Regions from separate parts of the Homo sapiens genome. Here region 2 is linked to region 1. A link is a loop called in an ENCODE intact Hi-C map of the cell type or tissue named here. Cell type or tissue: HepG2. All regions are shown on one strand. Each heading gives the region's core, and the rest is flanking DNA. Links, peaks and the distances in the headings are about the cores only. Region 1 overlaps LPP (LIM domain containing preferred translocation partner in lipoma). Region 2 overlaps LPP (LIM domain containing preferred translocation partner in lipoma).

Region 1 (5,390 bases), core at 301-5,300:
TATATGTTGTTTCTGTCCAGAATTGTAGGATCATGTTTGGCTTTTCAAAACTGCAGGAAATGTTTATTTTACTTTTCTTTAAAGAAGAAGACAGTAATGAAAAATGTATCGACTGCCAGCCCACTGTTTTTATTTCTCTTTGTGTGAGCTATGGCTTCTCCACATCTTGAGCCTTAAACTCTTTGATGTTGTCTTTTTAAGCATAACATAAAAGATTATTCCCTTTAGTCTGTAGGCTTGGAGGTGGGCAAACATGACATATTCCTGGGTATTCATATTTCTATAACAATAATTGATGCAGGTTTTGGGGCTGTTGTATTTGCCGTAGCCTTATATGATAAACATTTGGCATTCCATGACGTTTCAGCTTTGTCAACTTTCCAATCCTGTATGGAGTTCCCTCTTATTGTTTCTGTGTGAACAACTTGACAAGAGTGGCATCCGTGGTCAGATTCTTCACTCTATCCCTGCAGGACTTTTCATTGTGCTCTGCACACGATGGAGGCTCAATGCATGAATGAATGCATGGATGAATTTTTCAGTTTGATTCCGTGAGCTGCTTAATTCTATTAGATGCGCTCCCTAGGCTTTTATAAGACGTTTAATTGGTACATGTTTCTTATCACTTTTTAATACTCCATAAGTGTTTTGTGTTCTTTGCAGTAGAGTCCAAATAAATATAAATTAAAATGTTTCCAATTACAGAGGAAATATTTTCAGTATCTTCCCACAAATAACACTGGGTTTATAAGGCTTGGTTCCCGGGTTTCATGGTCATGCTTGGTTGACTAACTTTGTGTTCATGTGGCATAAGATTCTAAACTGTCAGAACTACGTGGGCTTTTAGAGCCCATCTAAATCCTTCTCACTCACAGACGAGCAAGCTGACATATTTGCCTCATTTATTGGCAGTGAATGAATTAAAATATTGTGCCTTCATCAAGATATTGTGTGTATATTCACAATGTTGTTTTTCATAAATATGTAGCATTACTCTGTTTTGTGACTGCTCCTAGACTGGCTGGTTCTAGGGATAAAGAAGAGCCAGAGAAGAAATCTGGGCTTCCCAGCAGCACCTTGGGAGGCCGAGGCAGGCAGATCACAAGGTCAGGAGTTCGAGACCAGCCTGGCCAATATGGTGAAACCTGTCTCTACTAAAAATACAAAAATTAGCCAGGTGTGGTGGCTGGCGCCTGTGGTCCCAGCTACTCGGGAGGCTGAGGCAGGAGAATTGCTTGAACCTGGGAGGTGGAAGTTGCAGTGAGCTGAGATTGCGCCACTGGACTCCATCCTGGGTGACAGAATGAGACTCCATCTCAAACATAATAATAATAATAATAATAATAATAATAATAATAATAATCTGTGCTTCCTGCTTAATTTCTAGTTTTGGTATTCCTACTATCAGGCCCAACCTCTGTCCTTTGTGTTCACAGCTAAATTTGATTTGCGTTTGGTCAGAGGATGGGAGAACAGAGAACAATAGTCACCCTCATCAGCAACTGAGAAATTCAGTCTGTTCTGCCAACCTTGCTTGTATCTTTTCATATAAATCTTGAAATTGCCTCTATTTCAAGTCTGATGGTCAGTGACTAATTATTAAAGCCATTACTTGCTTTTTTTAAAGCCTGAACCTTGCTTTCCAGAATCTTTTCCACCTTTGAGATTATTTTAAATATCATCATTACTTTGAGAAAAGCAAACTTAACAAGGATGCCTTAAGAAATATAAAGGTGTCATTGCCCAGGAGGCAAGAAAGGGAGGCAGAATGGTAATGAAATGAGACAGCCCTTGCTTTGGTTTTATAAGATCTGGGTCTGAATCCTGGCAGTGTGTTCTTTCTAACTTTAGGTAATTCAGGAGCCCTAGAAACCTCATCTCTCTATCTAGTGTGGGAAAACGTGAAACAACTTTGGGCCATAGATTGCTCTATGCAAACTCAACATATGCAAACTTGTCTTATTAAAAAGCCTATCTCTAGTGGTTCCTATCCCTAGTCTTGTTTGGTTGGGTAGCTTCCAATTAATAACAGCTTCAAATTCTGGCTAATATTTGTTTAGCACTTCATGGCTTACAAAGTACTTCATTATTTTAACATTGTAGTATTGGTAATAATATCAAACTTTCTGTTATTACAATAAATGTTCCTTTTTTACTTTATTATTCCATTACTTTATTACTGTTTTTCAGATGTACTGTGATCTACATTTTACGGATGAAAAAAAGATTCTAGGAGGATAAGGGACTTTGTCACAAAAGTTAGCTTCTAAATGATGGGGGGACTCATATGCACCTTTTGAAACTCCTAAACCCATGTTGATTCCCCAAAGGCTTTGGTGGTCCTAAACATTTGACATAATCAGAGTCTATTATAAAAAGGTATGGCTTATCCAGCTCCTGGTTCCTCACTGTCTCCTCTATCTCAAAATATTCTAGAAAAAACTTTACTCCCTGAAAATATACAGCTTTAGGATAGGTGCAGCTCCATTTCATACTCTGATTTTCATTCCTCATTTGAAAAGTTGAAGCGTAATTTCTTATAAGACTTTAGAAGTTGAAGTCAGGACTGGATAAAGAAAATGTGGCACATACACGCCATGGAATACTATGCAGCCATAAAAAGGGATGAGTTCATGTCCTTTTCAGGGACATGGATGAAGCTAGAAGCCATCATCCTCAGCAAACTAACACAGGAACAGAAAACCAAACACCACATGTTCTCACTCAGAAGTGAGAGTTGAACAATGAAAACACATGGACACAGGGAGGGGAACATCACATACTGGGTGGGGCCTGTCGTGGGGGTCGGGTGCAAGGAGAAGGAGAGGATTAGGACAAATATCTAATGCATGTGGATCTTAAAACCTAGATGACAGGTTGATGGGTGGAGCAAACCACCATGGCACATGTATACCTATGTAACAAACCTGTACATTCTGCACATGTATCTCAAAAGTAAAATTTTTTAAAATAAGAAGAAGTTGAAGTCAGGGTATAGGAATCACAATTTGCAGTGCTATCTTTCACACTTCTTACCACCTGATGAAAATCACCAAATAGTATTTCTTCTTTTACCTAACATCTCTAGGAAAGAGAGAACCCTGACTGCACCTACAAGTAGGGAAAGGCATTTGAGTTACGCAAAGCTGCTTTTAACTCTGAAACTGTCCTACAGTGTAGCATATAAACAGGGAAAACATTTTATTGGTGTTTTAATAGAATCTTATCTAAATATCTGGAATCTTACTGCAAGGGCCGATCATTACTCTAGGTAGATTTCAAGGCCCACAGCTCCATTATGATGTCAACAAGGATAACTGATGTTTATTCTGTAGTTAGAGCCCCCAAGGCTTCAGCAAACATTTTGCTCATCACTTGTAGGACTAGCAGTAAATGTAATCATTGCAAGACTGAGCTAACACATCTGCTAACAGGGTTGTTCATTTGAGTAAACAGCAAGGTGATAAGGCGCAGGGACGGACCATTGGATTGAGTCAGACAGGCCCGAGTACAAAAACCAGCCTCACTACTTAAATCTTACATAGCCCATTAAGAGTAAGTTGCTTCACTTTGGGAGGCTGAGGCGGACAGATTACGAAGTCAGGAGATCGAGACCATCCTGGCCAACATGGTTAAACCTCATCTCTATTAAAAAAAAAATACAAAAATTAACTGGGCATGGTGGTGGGCGCCTGTAATCTCAGCTACTCAGGAGGCTGAGGGAGGAGAATCCCTTGAACCAGGGAGTCGGAGGTTGCAGTGAGCCGAGATCACTCCACTGCACTCCAGCCTGGCGACAGAGTGAGACTCCGTCTCAAAAATAAAATAAAATTAAATTAAATTAAATTTAAAAAAGAGTAAGTTGCTCAACTTTTTAAACTTTAGTTTTATTATCCACAAATAATAAATTATAAATTGCTGCTTTACATATATGATATAAAAATGCATCAATCCAGTTAATTTGGGGTAAATGGTATTATTCCAGTCTTACCTCCTAGAATACTCAGAAGACACAACGGTGTATCACTAGAAGGAGATAGTTTTGTTTTGGTTTGGTTTGGTTTCTTCAGTCTTCTTTTTCCTATTCCTTCCTTTTCCAAGAAACCCACGATTTCTTTCTTTCTTTTTCCAGCTATTGATGAGGTCAGGGAGTAATATGTTCAGATCTTTGTTGTATCTTTGTTCCGTTTAGAAACCAGTATCTGGGAATTCAACAGAGAATTTGGGGTCACTGGAAGCTATGTTTTACCTACATACAACTACATCTTCCTCTTAGACCTAGAGACTAGATACTGAAAATGCAAAAGGAAGCCATATTGACACTCCCAAGGATAAGGGAAGGCATTACATCATCCTTTGTAATGGTGAATCTTGTGCATTTGTAGAGGGCTGGACTTTGGCTTCTACCATATTGTTTAGCTCTGTCAACCCCACACAAGGACTTTATTTATTTATTTAGACAGAGTCTTGCTCTCTTTCCCGGGCTGGAGTGCAGTGGTGCAATCATGGATCACTGCAGCCTTAACATCCTGGGCTCAAGTGATCCTTCCACCTCAGCCTCTCAAGTAACTAGCAACACAGGTATGTGCCACCTCATCTGACTAATTTCTTTTTAATTTTATATAGATGGGATCTCATTATGTTGCCCAGCCTGGTTTTGAACTCCTGGCCACAAGCATTATTATTATCCTCATCTTACACATGAGGAAACTACCAGTGAAGTGGCTTGCCCATCATGTGAAATTACATATGCCAGTACTAGCCTGTTCTGAAATCCAGCAACATTCTTTTCCACCTCTAGCCTTGTTTCTAGCACCCTTTGGCCTCCAGAGCAAGCTGGGGTTCATTTTACATTAAAAGTAGAGCCATCTGATGTGGCGGGCATCCAAAACACTTGGGAAAATGCTACTCTGTTTAGAACTCGCTTTTCTTCCTCCCGGGTCCCAGTGCAGGAGGTACTGTGTGCTATGTGGGCCATCAGACTGTCCCTGGCCATGGCAGGAGAATTAGGAGACCACCAGGGCTGTAGTTAACTGTAGGTCCTTCATTAAGACCAGCCAATTGATAGCGTGTGTTCATGAGTCCTTGTGAAGTCTTTTCATCAGCCACGTGGAAGACCCCTTAGAAAAACAATCTCTGTAATTTGTATTTTTGGACATAGTGCTTTAGGAAGGTGGATGTCTGAAGGTGGGCTGGGTTTGAAACATCTCTCAATGCCATGGGACAGTGTGGTACAGTGTCCTGACAACTTAAGCTCATCCTGACAACTTAAGACACTAAATTCTACTCCTGCCTCTTCTAGTCTAGTTGGTCACCTGCCCTTTCTGAATTTGTTTTTTTTTTTTTTTTTGAGATGGAGTCACGCTCTGTCACCAAGCTGGAGTGCAGTG
Region 2 (5,390 bases), core at 311-5,310, 120 kb before region 1:
TGATCCTCCTGCCTCGGCCTCCCAAAAGTGCTGGGATTACAGGCGTGAGCCACTGCACCCGGCCTGGCTAATGTGTTTTTAAGCATTGATTTGGAATCCCAGACTTAGAGTAAAGAAGAATGTGATCTTAGAAATTATCTAGGAAAATCCTTCATTTTCTAGAAAACTGTATCCCAAATGACTTATCCAAAGCCATGCAACTAGGTGTGTTTTGAATTCTATGGTCAAAATTTTCTTTCTGAGTAATGGACAGTCTCCGATGGCATGAAGAGGAATGGCAGGGCTGTTTACAAAGGTGCAGACATAGGTCGGGCCTGCTACTTTTGTGATCTCAGACCGTAGATCCACCTTATTCAAACATAAGAACACATTGTCCTTAAAAAGAATAAAATAAATAACTTTTAAGGAATTTTGTGTATGTATTTTTCAAATACAAAAGAACCAAAGTTTTCTTATTCAAAAGAAACAAAAGAGATTCCCAGTATCTTTTATCTCAGTGTCTTTATCCAATTTACTTGTAATATTTCCTATCTGTTTTCTTCACTAAATGTAAGTCTGCGTGAGGGCAACAATTTATGTTTAGTTCAGTATTGTGTTCCTATCATTCCTGGAATAATGCCTGGCACATCGGAGATATTTAATAGGTGTTAATGAATTAATGAACTAATAAATGAAAACTGTGAGCAGACTTTCACACTTCTGTGACAGGACATGGTATATAGTAAACTATAGGGAGGAAATACTTCATTCATTTAAGATATATTTATTTAGCACCTTATAAAATCATAAAACGTTAGAGCTGGAGGGAATCTTAAGAGACTAGGAAAACCTCTTCATTTTTAGAGATCATGAAAATGAGTGAGATTTTTAGGGTCCCAAATTTGTTAGTGACAGAGCCACAGAGTATAACTCAGATTTTCTCATTCCTTTTTTTAATTCACTTAAGGGCACAGGAAAACATATAAACTAGAGTAAGACATGGCTGCTACATTTATTGAACTTAAATTTAAATTGTTTTAACACCTTTGGACTTGATCTCTTTTGCATGTATCTTCTGTGAAATTTAAAGGTTCAACTGGTCAATGAAGAGAGTACTTGGTTAAGATTTTATTTTTTAAGTACTGGGTCACATTTCCTCCACCTGTAGGTTTCATCTATAGTCTTTGGTTCCCAGGACCATTTCGTACCACCACAATTTTCTTCTGTTCTAATCTAATTGGATTGGATGGATAGGGCATCACATTGAAAGAAACATTCTTTTCTTACGTTTACTTGAGTTGTCCATAGCAACCTGTCCTGAAAGATTGTCCGTTTAAAGTAAGCCTCTTCAAGACTGTGAACCACCACCCAAGATTGGTGTTTCATACCGTCTTGATACAAACAGCAGACATCCAGTCATTCAGCTGCGTTAGGATCACTATCTCTTTATCAGAAGAAAGAAGAGAAAAGTAGAAGAGAGATTTCTACTTCATAATTGAATGTTCTTTGCTTATTAACTGTGGAAGCAAACTTGAAATTCTGGGAGAGAAAGCACTGATGGGGCACACATTGTCTGTGGTGCAAAGAAAGTCTCAGTTTGGTACTGGTACCTGAACCTGCAAGTGCTAATTATGCATCTTCTGGTATTAACACACAAACACAATTAACTGTGAACTCAGCTCCTTTTCCCTTTCAAACCACCATCATTCCCCCAACCTGCACTTTCCCCACCACTTTCTCTAAAACACACAGATAAGCATCTCCTTACAGACTTTGAAGTGACATTAGGATTGTCAGAAGGCATAATTAATTGACTGTCAGCAAAGCTATTGTTTGAACATCTCTGGAGTTGTACTTGGTAGGCATCTTGTTTTTTTGTTGTTTTGTTTTGTCTGAGACGTAGTCTTGCTCCGTCGCCCAGGTTGGAATGCAGTGGCGTGATCTTGGCTCACTGCAACCTCCACCTCCCAGGTTCAAGCTGTGCTCCTGCCTCAGCCTCCCAAGTAGATGGGACTACAGGCACGTGCCACCACGCCCAGCTAATTTTTGTATTTTTAGTAGCTATGGGGTTTTACCATATTGATCAGGCTGATCTTGAACTCCTAACCTTGTGATCTGCCAGCCTTGGCCTCCCAAAGTGTTGAGATTACAGGCGTGAGCCACTGCACCTGGCCCTGTTGTATTTTTAATTGACCGATTCTTTCCTCTACAAATATTTATTGAGTGCCTACTACTCACCAATTATTGTAGTGTATACTATGGGAGATAATGGAAATGATATAATGGCCAAGGAGAGAAAGCATTTGTCAAATCCTCTAGGGCCAAGGGCTTTGATAGAGAACAGATTTCACAACTGGCAGTGGAAAATGTATTCTTTTCCATCCCGGTTCAGAGGATTTTGCCACTGTACTTGTGCCATATAAAATGCTGAAATAGTTCATGAGAAGAGGTACAGGCATACATCTTCCTGGTGTGTGAAGATGAGTGGCAATGCACTGTCTCTGGTTAGAGTTCCCACCAAAAATTGTAAAATACTTAAAAAGAAAAAGCAAAAAATATCCGAGGCAATTAAAAAAAAAAAAAAAAAGGGAAATCACAGAAGCAGGTCCAAGTTAATGACCTTATCCCAATTCTGTTCCTAAGTCTGACTCTGATGTTAGTCATGTTGTATTTAATTCTTCCAGATTTCCTATAGTACTGTACAGCTCTGATCTCAGTCCTCACTTGGTTCTAAGGTTTGACCATCAAACTTTGAGCTTGCATGAGCCTTGAACTTGGCTCTACTCCTATCTGGCAGTGAGCATCATTTGTTAAAATTCAACAAGAGCAAACAGAAACAGTGTACACTAGTGACTTGCTGAAAGAGCCTAAGAAGATACAGTAGGCAGGAGTAATGGAAATGAGTTTTTAACCTCCACTGACTCACCCTTTCTTTCCTAGTCACCCTTAGGGTCATGGCAAAGTTACAGAGGCATTTAGAAATCATCTTGCTTGAAAGCTTCCCTTTCTTCAGTCATTAGTGAGCATCTTCATAATTTTTTTTACCATATATGTAAACTATCCATAGTATTATTTGCCTAATATTTTTATTTAAATCAATTAACTTTTTATCCGACTTTGTCTTCCTTCATGTCAATAACATCTATAATTTGATTCTGTGGGTTGAAGTACTAAGTTGCTTCTTTCCTGTAAAAGATATTAAACTGAATACTATATTTAAATTTTAAAAATACGGCTGGAATTACAGATCACATCTGTAATCCCAACACTTTGGGAGGCCGAGGCTGGAGAATTGCTTGAGTCCAAAAGTTTGAGACCAACCCAGGCAACAGAGTGAGACCCCCATCTCTACAAAAAATGAAAAAAATATTACTAGGTATAGTGATGCACATCTGTGGTTCCAGCTACTCATGAGGCTGAGATAGGAGGATCACTTAAGCACTGGAGGTCAACGGTGCAGTGAGCCGTGATTGCACCACCGCACTCCAGCCTGAGTGACAGAGTAACAGTCTGTCTCAACAAAACAAAACAAAACAAAAAACAAAGTTCATTTCATGCACCAGCTAATGTTTGAAATATTGAGAAATGTGGATATCATTCAACAAGAAGAAAAATTGATAGGATACCATGGTGAAAGAAATGGTGTCCTCAAGCTTACCCATTAAGTGTATAAAGCATAATTTTTTCTTTTTTCTTTTGCATGCGGAGTCATCATGTTCTTGTGAAGGATCGTGTTGTGTTGTTAGATATTGTTCCAGGCATCCAGCACTGAGAGGCATTGCCGGCCTGATACTGTCCCACTGACTCACTGTGACATCTTAGGCCGGTTTCTCTTCCATAGGTCTCATCTCTCATATCACGAGATTAGAACACATGAACTATTGTGATCCTTTTGACCTTAATTCCTTTGCCTCAAACACTTTTCATATATTGTCCTCTCTACACTGTTAAAATGTAGGTGAGTAAGAAAAGCAGCTGCCCCATATAAAATTTCAGTGCTGCTTGCCTCAGAGTTCTGGAGAATTGTAAACAAACCCAAGAATTATATTTCCTAGATCACTTTATGCTCTGCTTGTTACTGTTACCCATTTCCTGAGGTTTATGAGAGGGTCACTGCCTTGAAAGTAGCTTTCAATGCCAGGTAATAAAAGTGGAATAGGATGTTGAATATGATGAAGAATACCATGCACTAAGTGTTGGGTACACTAGCAGCGTCACTGTGTTTCAGCATTTTCAGTAATGGTGTTCAGTCATGGTAATTGGCATACCGGCTCAGTAATGGTGTTTACTAATGGTAACTGGCATATGTGAGTGATATTAGTGTGGGTAACCATCAACGGAGCAATAGTCTAATGTAGATGATACAGCAGTAATAAAAATGAATAATTCATCTTTTGTCAGATAGCTTAGTAAAGTGAGCACTAGATTTGGAGTCAGGAAATCCAAGTGTAAGTCATCTTTTCTGTGTGACGTTAGTGACATGTGACATTTGTGCTCTCCTTAGAGTATTTTGTTATACAGTCTTGAGAACTCTTCTTTTAGCAGCTTTAAAATGAGTGTTATTTTGCCAGAAGAACTAACATATCCATGGACAAGTCAGAAGTTAAAACCAAATTATTTCAGTTTTCTTGTTTAGATTAGCTCTTCTATAGAACCTCAGAGTCTTCCTGAATTTCAGGTATTTCACTTATTAAAAAGATAATTATCCCTATCTATTTTATGTGCATATTGTGGGAATCAAATTAAATAAGTCGGTATGAAAAAGTTTTCTAAACCGTAGCAGAAGACCAAAAATTTAAGAGGTGTTAGTATCTCCACCTAGTGCAGCATCTGGTTTGATTTGTGTCATTTATGATTAGTGTGTAATAATCATTCCTCTAAATTGTTAACGTCAGTGTTTATCTCTATTTGAATTAACACTTTGTATTTTCTTATGATGTTCTGTTGTAATTGGAATATCGCTGGAGAATACAAAAAGTGTTTTTTAGTCATTGTGTGTGAGAAAGCAACACACCAAGATATACCACAATGTTCTCGTTTGCTGAGCAAACTACTCTTGCTTTTTAATGTGGAATGTAGAAGAACTAATTGAAAAGAGACAAAATGAATTTTGACTCAAATTGAACAGGATGAATCATAACCCACTTTCTCATCTGAGATGTGAGGAAGAAAATGTAAAGGAAACCAACCACCACACAGCTTTACTGTCAGTGTCAGCATAATCAATATAGAGTGTTTTTCAACAGAATAAAGAATACATTTCTGCAAGGCTGAGAGTTGCAGGTAGTCGGAAACCTAGTTATTTTTGCTTTGTCTATAGTCTGCTAAAATTGTCTCGTTCTGCCTTGGTTAAAGCATTCTAATCAAGAGAGTTTGGGGCCCCTCAGTAATTGCTTCTCAAACCATTCAGA

Evidence for each region. Peaks named below come from ENCODE experiments on the same cell type or tissue, not always from the same donor. Only the 100,000 strongest peaks of a DNase experiment are listed, where the experiment ranks them.
Region 2: a loop joins it to region 1, with 13 times the contacts of the local background. A loop is called at or near these places in 1 of 110 quality-filtered maps.

What each region holds. Positions count from the first base shown.
Region 1 is chr3:188,836,061-188,841,450 of GRCh38, forward strand. The region is part of intron 9 of LPP (LIM domain containing preferred translocation partner in lipoma); the gene reads left to right. Among named protein-coding and RNA genes, the nearest start is that of TPRG1-AS1, 110 kb to the right of the region's middle. In HepG2, for the core only: no CTCF peak of the experiment used is centred there; DNase peaks (open chromatin) are centred at 3,421 and 4,421.
Region 2 is chr3:188,718,058-188,723,447 of GRCh38, forward strand. All of the region lies in intron 8 of LPP (LIM domain containing preferred translocation partner in lipoma), which reads left to right. Among named protein-coding and RNA genes, the nearest start is that of MIR28, 32 kb to the left of the region's middle. In HepG2, for the core only: no CTCF peak of the experiment used is centred there; a DNase peak (open chromatin) is centred at 2,794.